Regions from separate parts of the Mus musculus genome. Here region 1 is linked to region 2. A link is a loop called in an ENCODE intact Hi-C map of the cell type or tissue named here. Cell type or tissue: heart. All regions are shown on one strand. Each heading gives the region's core, and the rest is flanking DNA. Links, peaks and the distances in the headings are about the cores only.

The links. A loop is a pair of places that touch in the nucleus more often than their neighbours do. Peaks named below come from ENCODE experiments on the same cell type or tissue, not always from the same donor. Only the 100,000 strongest peaks of a DNase experiment are listed, where the experiment ranks them.
Region 1: a loop joins it to region 2, with 2.3 times the contacts of the local background. A loop is called at or near these places in 1 of 42 quality-filtered maps.

Annotation. Positions count from the first base shown.
Region 1 is chr6:118,325,701-118,330,089 of GRCm38, reverse strand. No RefSeq gene overlaps it. Among named protein-coding and RNA genes, the nearest start is that of Gm30498, 19 kb to the right of the region's middle. In heart, for the core only: a CTCF peak has its summit at 2,441 (motif pointing left); no DNase peak of the experiment used is centred there.
Region 2 is chr6:118,192,764-118,197,152 of GRCm38, reverse strand. It overlaps Ret (ret proto-oncogene), which reads left to right. Exons shown (of 19, transcript NM_001080780.1): 1 at 1-92. The coding sequence starts at 20. Among named protein-coding and RNA genes, the nearest start is that of Ret, 2.8 kb to the left of the region's middle. In heart, for the core only: a CTCF peak has its summit at 1,861 (motif pointing left); DNase peaks (open chromatin) are centred at 182, 774 and 1,833; H3K4me3 peaks cover 838 bases; H3K27ac peaks cover 192 bases; H3K27me3 peaks cover 3,929 bases.

The DNA.
Region 1 (4,389 bases), core at 128-4,127, 130 kb before region 2:
GATGAAGCCAGTCAAAGTCCTGGAGTAGGGGAGGAGGTCTGGAGGCCCCTCTCTTACTAAAGAGCTACTGATAGGTGCTGGCGAGTGGATAATCATTCTTATTTGAGGGTATAGCTATTGGTAAGTTACCTTGGTTCCAGTGCATAGCCCCAAACCTGTGCACATGTGGGCAGCACTGGTGGGACTTAGGGTTTACAAAAGAAAAAAAGGGGGGGGCGTGAAGCTGGGAGGGGAACATGTTGGGAAGAAATTCACAGAGAACTGGAGAGAGGAAACTGGGGACTGATAGATGACCATATTTCATTGTATACATGTATGACAGTCTCAAAACTTAAAAACTGTGAAGTTAAAAAAAATAATTTACTTTATTCATTATGTTACTTAATTCTAGATTTTATAATTGTACTTTTCCCTCTGTCATCCCAAATAAATTTTTATTTTTTGAAATTAAAATCTAATTACATCCTTATTCCTTTCTCTTTTCTCCCTCCATTTGGATGCACTCCGATCTCCTTGGTCTGTCTCAAATCTAGGGCCACTATCTTTTTAATTATTATTGCACACATTCCTATTATATGCATATAACCTGTTGAGTTCATATTATGTTACTAGAATGTATATGATTTCAGGCATGACTTGGTATTAGATAACCAATTCTGTGGGATCTTCCCTAGGGAAGACTATTTCTCCTGCTCTCAGCATTCCTTAGTGGACTATAGTTCTTTGCCTAAGGTAGAGGTTTCTGGATATCTTCCACTTTCATGTTAAGTGTGTCAGTTGGTGTCAGCCTTGTTCAGGTTTTGTTTAGGCAAAAATTATGAAACTCCATAGGTGCAGCTTCTCTGACATTTTTAGGAAACATTCTCATAGCAAACTTCCTATTCCTCTGGCTCTGACAATCTTTCTGTTCCCTCTTCTGCTATGATTCCTGAACCCTAGATGCAGAAGTTGTATTGTTAATGTACCACTTGGGGCTGGGCACTGCAGAGTCGTTTGCTCTCTGCATTTTGATCTGTAGTTTTCTGTAATGGTCTCCATCTATTGCAAGGGGCTTTCCTTTGATGAGGGGTCAGACCTATATTTGTGGGTTAGGCATATTTATCATGTAGTTAGAAGTTATGCTTGTTTAGTTAAGTGGCTCTTGTAGGTTCCCTTCTAATACCCATGAATTCACTAGCACCAGATACTTGGCCAGGTTTCCAGTACCAGGCACAAGCTCCATCTTGTTGAATGGGCCAGAGTCCAATTAGAGAGCTGTTGTTTATCACCAAGATAAGTATGCCACTACTGTGGTCTTAGAGATATCATGCCACATTGGTCATTGTTTAGATATTTACATTATGATTCATAACAGTAGCAATATTACAGTTATCAAGGAGCAATGAAAATGACTTCATCCTTGAGATCATCACAACATGAGAAACTTCAGAAAGGGGTCACAGCATGAGGAAGGTTGAGAACAACTGCCCTACAAGATAGAGCTGTAGCAAAGGACTTTCTGAATAGAGCTCCGTGTGTCCAGAAATTGAAGCCAGCAACTGACAAGTAGGGATCATAAAACTAAAAGGCTTTTGCACAGCTAAAGAAACAACCCATCAAGCAGAGAGGAAGCCCACATAATAGGAGAGAATTTTGCTAGCTATGTATCTGACAGGTTTAATATCCAGAAAATATTAAGAACTTTAAAGGCAGGAGTAAAAAAACTAGACAGCCAGTTGGAAAAATGGGCTATGGCTCTGAATGGAGAGTACTCAAAAGAAGAAAAGAATGGCTAAGAAATATCTCAAAAATGTTCATTGTTCCTAGCAATCAGGAAAATCCAACTCAAAACAACTTGGGGGTTTCATCTCACTCTAGTCAGAATGATTGCAAAAGAACCAATAACCAAAGCTGACGATAGTTTGGAGAAAGAGCACTCATCCACTGTTGGTGGGATTACAGACTCATCAGCCCATCTGGGATTCAGTGTGGGGAATGCTCATAAAAGTAAAAATGAATCCACTACATGATCCAATATATAGGACTCGACAGCCTACGCCACTGATGGGTGTTCAGCCACACATCAGTGCTCAGTTAAAAGTAACTAAATACAAAGCAAAACAAAGCCTTCAGTATTTATCTCTAGGCTCTGCATGGTGGGTGTATCACCACTATGCTCATGTCCTTTTCAGATCTCCCACCTGTTTATCTATCTATTATCCACCATCTGTCCACCCATCTGTCCATCATTGACCCTAGTCTGACTCTCTTCAGAATGAAGAGATGGCTCCGTCAGTAAAGTGCGTGCCATGCAGACATGAGTCTGATTTCCATCTTTCATCTTTCGTTAGGAATCAGAGAGTGAACAGAAATGGGACCCCACTATGAAGACTCCAGGCCCACCCCTAGCGATTCACTTCCTCCACTTGAGGCACCACCTCCTAAAGGTTCCAAGACTCTTCCAAACAGCGCCACCTGCTGGGGACCAAGGGTTCACACACTTGGGCTTAAGGGGAACATTTCTCATTCCAATCATGATGAAGGGGCTGCCTGAAAGTTTACTGTCCGGTACAGTAGCCATATGTGCAAGGAAAGAAAATGGAAACCAGAATATGTTGAGGGTAGAGTTATAGGCCCATGCAATGTAAGGTTGACAGTGTGGTGGACCTTGTAGGATTCGTTTGTTTGTTTGTTTGTTTGTTTTTGTTTTTTGAGACAGGGTTTCTCTGTATAGTCCTGGCTGTCCTGGAACTCACTTTGTAGACCAGGTTGGCCTCGAACTCAGATATCTGCCTGCCTCTGCCTCCTGAGTGCTGGGATTAAAGGCGTGCGCCACCACGCCCAGCTTCCTTGTAGGATTCTTAATATGCCGTGCAATAAGACCATTACCGTGGGATAAACTGCCTGAAAGTTTTGCATAGTCTAAGTAGTAGGTTCTTTCACGGATTGTGAAATGGCTGATATAAAAGATGTTCTATATATCTAAGACACTCAGAATGGCAATTTTAAAAACCATCAGACACAGCAAACTTATAGAAGAATACAAGCTGTGTATGGTGGTTCAAGCCTATAATCGCAGCACTCAGGAGGCTCAACAGGAAGACTATAAATTCAGGACCAGCCTGGGCTACATAGTGAGACCAGGCTATAAAACAAATTAACAGGAAAGAGTGTATACAACACAAGTATATGGTAGTGAGAATACCTCATGGGCTGAGGTGTAGTGCAGTATTTAGGCAGAGCTGGTGCGATCCCCAGCACAGGGAAGGGATTGTCTTTCATTTTCCAAGTGTCCAGTGGCATCACTGAAAATTAAACTGCCAGCTTGCGGTTTTCAGGCCACCCACATCTTATGAGTTAAAGCTAGGATCCTACATGGAGACCCATTTGAGTTCACTGCATGTCCCCCCTGATCTTGTGGGCTAAGGCTAGCATCCTGTATGGAGACTAGGAGGCATCTATCTAATCATGGTGTTCACTGCCTGTCTCCTCTGAACTGAGAGGTCCAGGGCAGGCAATTTTCCTTGGTGCTGTTGGGGGAGGCAGATTTATTTCAAGTGTACCTTTTATGTCAAGTTTGGCACAAGCAGGTTTCCTGCAGAAATCTGGGTCATTCATGGGCCAGGACTTCTGTCCACTGTATATCAGGAAGTCACAAAACTCAACGATCCAAGTTCACCTCTTCTGGCAAGCTCCCTCGAGCTAACAGATCTTGGCTTGCATTTCAAAGTTTCAATAGTCTCTTCCTCTTTCCTAAATCTTTAATGCACTTTAGAAAATTAATTCTGTATCTTGTCCAGGTATTCAGCATAAGAGATACTCAGCCCACCTACTATATCATTAAGAAGTATCCCGAATGACCCAAAGTTTTTAAGTTTCCAAATTATGCAATTTAAACAATTATGCAGTAAGTTTCTGAAAGATCTGTCTTATTCCCAGAGGTTAATGACCTCTCTGGTTTCTTGGTCCGCTCCACTGCCAACTCCACTGGTTCTTCCGGCTCCCTTCACTGTGACAGTGGCCTTGTTGGGACATAAAGTCCTGGAGTCCTCTGTAGGATATGCTGTATGGAGGCTGTGGATCTGTTTGTGGAGTCTAGAGTAGACTTCACTGAACCCCACTCCTTAGCACTAAAACATGGATTGCACATTTAAGCCTGGTTCCATGGCTTAAAGAAACCAGGCTATGTCCCTGCACAGTTGTCTCTGGGACAGAGTCAAGAAGCTGTCTGTGCTGGGGCAGAACAGCTGCCTCGGTCTATGATCCTACCCAGTACTAGGCTCCTTCACATTCCTTGTGCTGTGCACTATGCTGAACTAGATCACAGATGTGAAACTCCCCACCAATCCTAAAGAGTTCTAAGAATTCAGACCTTTCCTTTGTCCTAAGGATTGGTCTGAGACTGTTCAG
Region 2 (4,389 bases), core at 112-4,111:
GCCCTCGCGCGCACGGGCGATGGCGAAAGCGACGTCCGGCGCCGCAGGGCTGGGGCTGAAGCTGATTTTGCTCCTGCCGCTGCTAGGAGAAGGTGAGTCCTACGGGCGGCTGGGACGGTAGGGGCCGGGGTGAAGTTAGCGCTGCGCGCCGAGCCGGGAAGCTGACGCGCGCAGAAGCGCGCTTACATTGGCTGTCACCGGCCGGCTGCGCGGCTGGCGGGCCTCCGGGTCTGGGAACCGGGTCGCTGCGGCTAGCTGCTGCGCTTGGGCCACCGGCTGGGCGGGGCTCGGCTCGCCTTGGGTCCGTGCGAGTTGCGAGCCGGGCAGAGTAGACTGCTCCGCCAAAGCCGCAGCTGAACATCCCAAGCTGGTCGCTTTTCCAGCCGCGGCCGGCCGTGTGCCCGAGCGAAGCGGACAGATCTTGTCGCCTTTGGGGAGCAGCTGCGAGCGGACAGGGTAGGCAGCCCTGGGAAGCCCACGACTTGAGCCAGCGCTTGGAGACTGCAGCGCCCAGATTTTCTTTTCGCGTTTCAATTCTGCACTTGCTGTAGCTCCATTCGTCTGGCTGAAGGGCGCTGAGGCAATCTTTAGTAAAGGTTATTTTTCCTGTGTGTGTTTTTGCCGCCCTGATCTTTAAAAACCTAAAAGCCTGTGGTCTCTCCCCCCCCGCCCCCCCCCCGTCCCCGCGTGTCTTCGCCGAGAGCTCTGAGCTCTGCCCCACAGTTGGGAGTCCTGTGTCACATGCTATTCCGCTGGAGCACATGAAAATGTGTCTTTTGGAGGCATAATAGGGTCCAGGGCTGACATTTAGTTACCCAGAGCTTTGGGCCCTGCCACTCGGGAGTGTGGTGATGGGCTGCCAGCATCATGGACAGCACACATAGGCGCCCCTCATTAGGTGTGGCCTTTCAAAGGCTGGTCACTGCCCTCGCTCCTATACCCTGACCAAATGAACCACAAGGATACAGGATATTGACCCGGTTGGCTGCACATTTTACTGTCCTTCAATCTACCCTAACTTGGTTCCCTCTGGAAAATATTTGTACCAAGTTTCCCTCTGATAACAGAATTGAGCCCAGGCCACCCACTCCCATTACTTACAAAAGGTTTGCAACCTTTGGAAATAGGCAAGACTGTTCATCTTGCCTCTAGCTCAGAGTCGTGTACTGGGTTCACAGACCAGCCCAGGACTGCATTTGCAGGCCTTCCAAGTACCGCAGAGAAGTATGGAGAGGGGAAAAGATAAAGACCTTATCGTTCTGGGGGGGGGGGCAGATTGGAGTGTCTGTTCCTGGGTCCTAAGGTGCTGTGGGGCACAGTGCTGCAGAGGGTCATAGGCTCCAAGGCTGTGTAGCAAAATACAGAGCTTAACATTGTGTAGCTGCTCTGTGTCATTGGGTTTAAACTTCACAGGTGCAGGTATGTAGTCAGGAGTAAACCAGGAAGACATGTGTTGAGCAACTTCCCTCCACCCACCTAACCCTGAATCTAGTGAGGTCCCCAGCCGTGTAAGGGACCCACCTCAAGGGTCTGGCCTGTGGCATGTGGCAGGCAGAGAGGGAGATTTCTATGTGAAACCTCTGGCTCAGAATCAGGTGGCCACAGACAGCTTATAGAATCCAGGACTATGAGGTTTTAAACCCACCCCCTTCTGGATGGCCAAGAATCCACGATAGAGGTCCAGAGAGGGCCACAGCAGCCTCATACCCAGGAAGAAGTGATGGGGGTTTTGGAGAAGCCCTCTAACCTGGACTCTGGTGCAGCTGTTGTGACATTCACTGATCTCCAAACTGCCACTAGAGAGCTCGGGTGCGGTTCCTCAATAGAAGGATTGGGAACAGCGTGGCCTCCGGTGCCCTCTTGTGGATACAGTGCTCTAGTGGCTGGGCCTGATGCCCACGGTTTTGAGTGGGTTTTGAGTGGGTCTGTAGAAGTAAGGGAGCCTTGTTAACGAGACTCGCCATACTCTGATTTCAAGTTACTCATCCATGCTCCCACTCTTGCTCACAAGCTCATGCTCAAGAGACCTGTGGATAAGAATGGCCTGGCTCCCTTCTCACCCTCTTCCAAACACCCCACATGGACATAGAACTGTGTCACGCATTTCCCATCGCTGTCGGGCCCAGTGTCCTGGAAGTAGAGATTGACAACCTCCTTCTGTTAACATTTTCTGGACTTTTTGCTGCTCCATACAGACACAACTTGACTAAGTGGATGAGGAGACTGAATCACAGTATCTTGGTCTCCCCTACATGTCCCGGGGCTCCTGGCCCCCCTCCACTCCCAACTACTTGTCAAGACTCCTGTCCCCCATCCTCTTGGATTGGCATCTTGCTTAGTATCTCTAGCTGTGAGAACCAAAGGGTCAGTCATGGAGGGGCCCTTTCTGGACAACCCTTCTGTGTAAGTGTGAGGGGAGCCATAATCGGTCGACATCACCCAGAGCTTTCCTTGTGAGTGAGCACTGAGGTCTGGTCCTCCCTGCTTCCCCTCTTTGTTTCTCCCTTCCTTCCTTCCCTTACTGAGCTCAGGGGATCCTGGAGATTTGTCCTGGTTCCCCAGGGTTATCCCGGCCCTTCTTTGTCTCTTCCCCTGAGCTGTTGAGCCCATTCTCAGGGCTGGGCCAGCCAGGGAGTCCTGAGGGTGGGGCCTGAGAGCAGACAGCATGTAGGGAAGTGACTGAGCCCATTCACTAGATTGCCTTTATTTTGTAGAATTGCTTTAGGAATGGGCTAAGTAAATGACTTGTTTCCTTGGTGGTGTGAAGAAAGTGGGATGTATTCACCTAATGGGGTGCTAATGGCCTTTTAGCCAGGGGAGGAGAAAACTAATTAAAAATTATAGTATCTGTAGAAATGGAGCCTGGATAGGAAAGGAAAGGATAGCTGGAAGCTGCTACCTCCCTTGGGATCCTCTGCTGGCAAAAGACTCTGTTGATCCCCTCTCCTGCTAACACTAGCAGCAGCTTCCCCTGCCATACTGTTGATAACCCTGTAAGGTTTGTGGTCTTATTTTCCCATTTCGCAGGTGAACAAACTGAGGTTCACCAAATCTATAGATTCTGGAGCTCATGGAAAGCTAAGGACTCCCCGGGTCCAGGTCTCTTGTGTTTAGCAAAGCCAGTGAGAGCTTGGTACCAGGAGTAGAGATGAAGAGCGATCTGGGAGAGGACAATGTTCCTGCCGGTCACACCACAGCAGGTCACTCATGTATGACAGCAGGTGCTCTGGAGAAAGGCTGGACCAGAACTAGGAGTGACATGTGACATAGAGCACTGCCCACAGACACAAAGCCTGAGCCTTTGTGGGTCTGAGCAGAGTTCTCAGTGAGATGTTTTTGCCCTTGCTGACTGGCTGACCCTGGGAGTCTCCTGGGCTAGGAATGAACATTAGGCCTGTCTCTGTCAGAGCTGTCCCAGAGAGGGAACCTGTGTGCTCTAGGCATTATAAGACGTTGTGTGTATAGTCAGAGGGCTGGTAGGGACAAGACACCCAAGGACTGTCCTTTGCACCGTGTCTGAAGGAAGTGCCTTCCTTTCATCATGGTGTCATGCTAGGGGAGAGGCACAACCGTGTGCCCTCATCCAGATGGAATCCACTTCCCTAGGGCACTGGGAATGACCGATAAAAGCAAACGCCCACTGTGTGCCCAGGAGACGGGGCAGTGCTGGCTAGGAGTGCAGCCTATACTTACTCAGTAATTCTTTGCTTCTGGATGAGTGGCCATAAGTGTACTGTGGAGGGATGGTGTGTGTGTGTGTGTGTGTGTGTGTGTGTGTGTGTGTGTGTGTTTTCATGCACGCACATGCACACTTCTAGGTTAAGTCTGGCGCTTGCCTGGCTGCCGGTCTCTCCCTTCAGTCCTCTTCCATCAGCTCTGCTTCCCTCTTTCCCTCCTTCCCCATTATTTTTCTGTATGAATGACTTGATAGTACTCATCAAAAAGAGCCTTGAGTATTGCTTTGCAAGGAGGAACTAACAGCAAAAGACACACCTAATAGTTACGGAGAGAGAGGGAGGGGGAGGGGGTATGGTTCCTTTAGAGACAAGCGGCTTGGAAGCAAGACAAGGAAACAAGGAATGGGGTGCTTGGCAGAGAGCCCTGGGCATGGACCACAGAGGAAGTGATGTCACGGGGGGGGGGGGAGGGCACTGCCTCTCTGGTCTGTGAGGAATGTCTTCTGTACCCTCTGGTATGGGGGTGTTTCACCCTAGGAAGCTGATGAGCTGGTACAGCTGACTCCAGGCTGCCCCCATTCATAAAAGCATCCAGGACTTTTTGTCCAAGGAATCCGATGAGGCTGTGCTCCAGCTCCTCTCAGACAACACTAGATCCTCTCCTGACAGGTCGAAAGATCCTAGAGAGCTCTTGTGGCCGGCACCTTCTTCC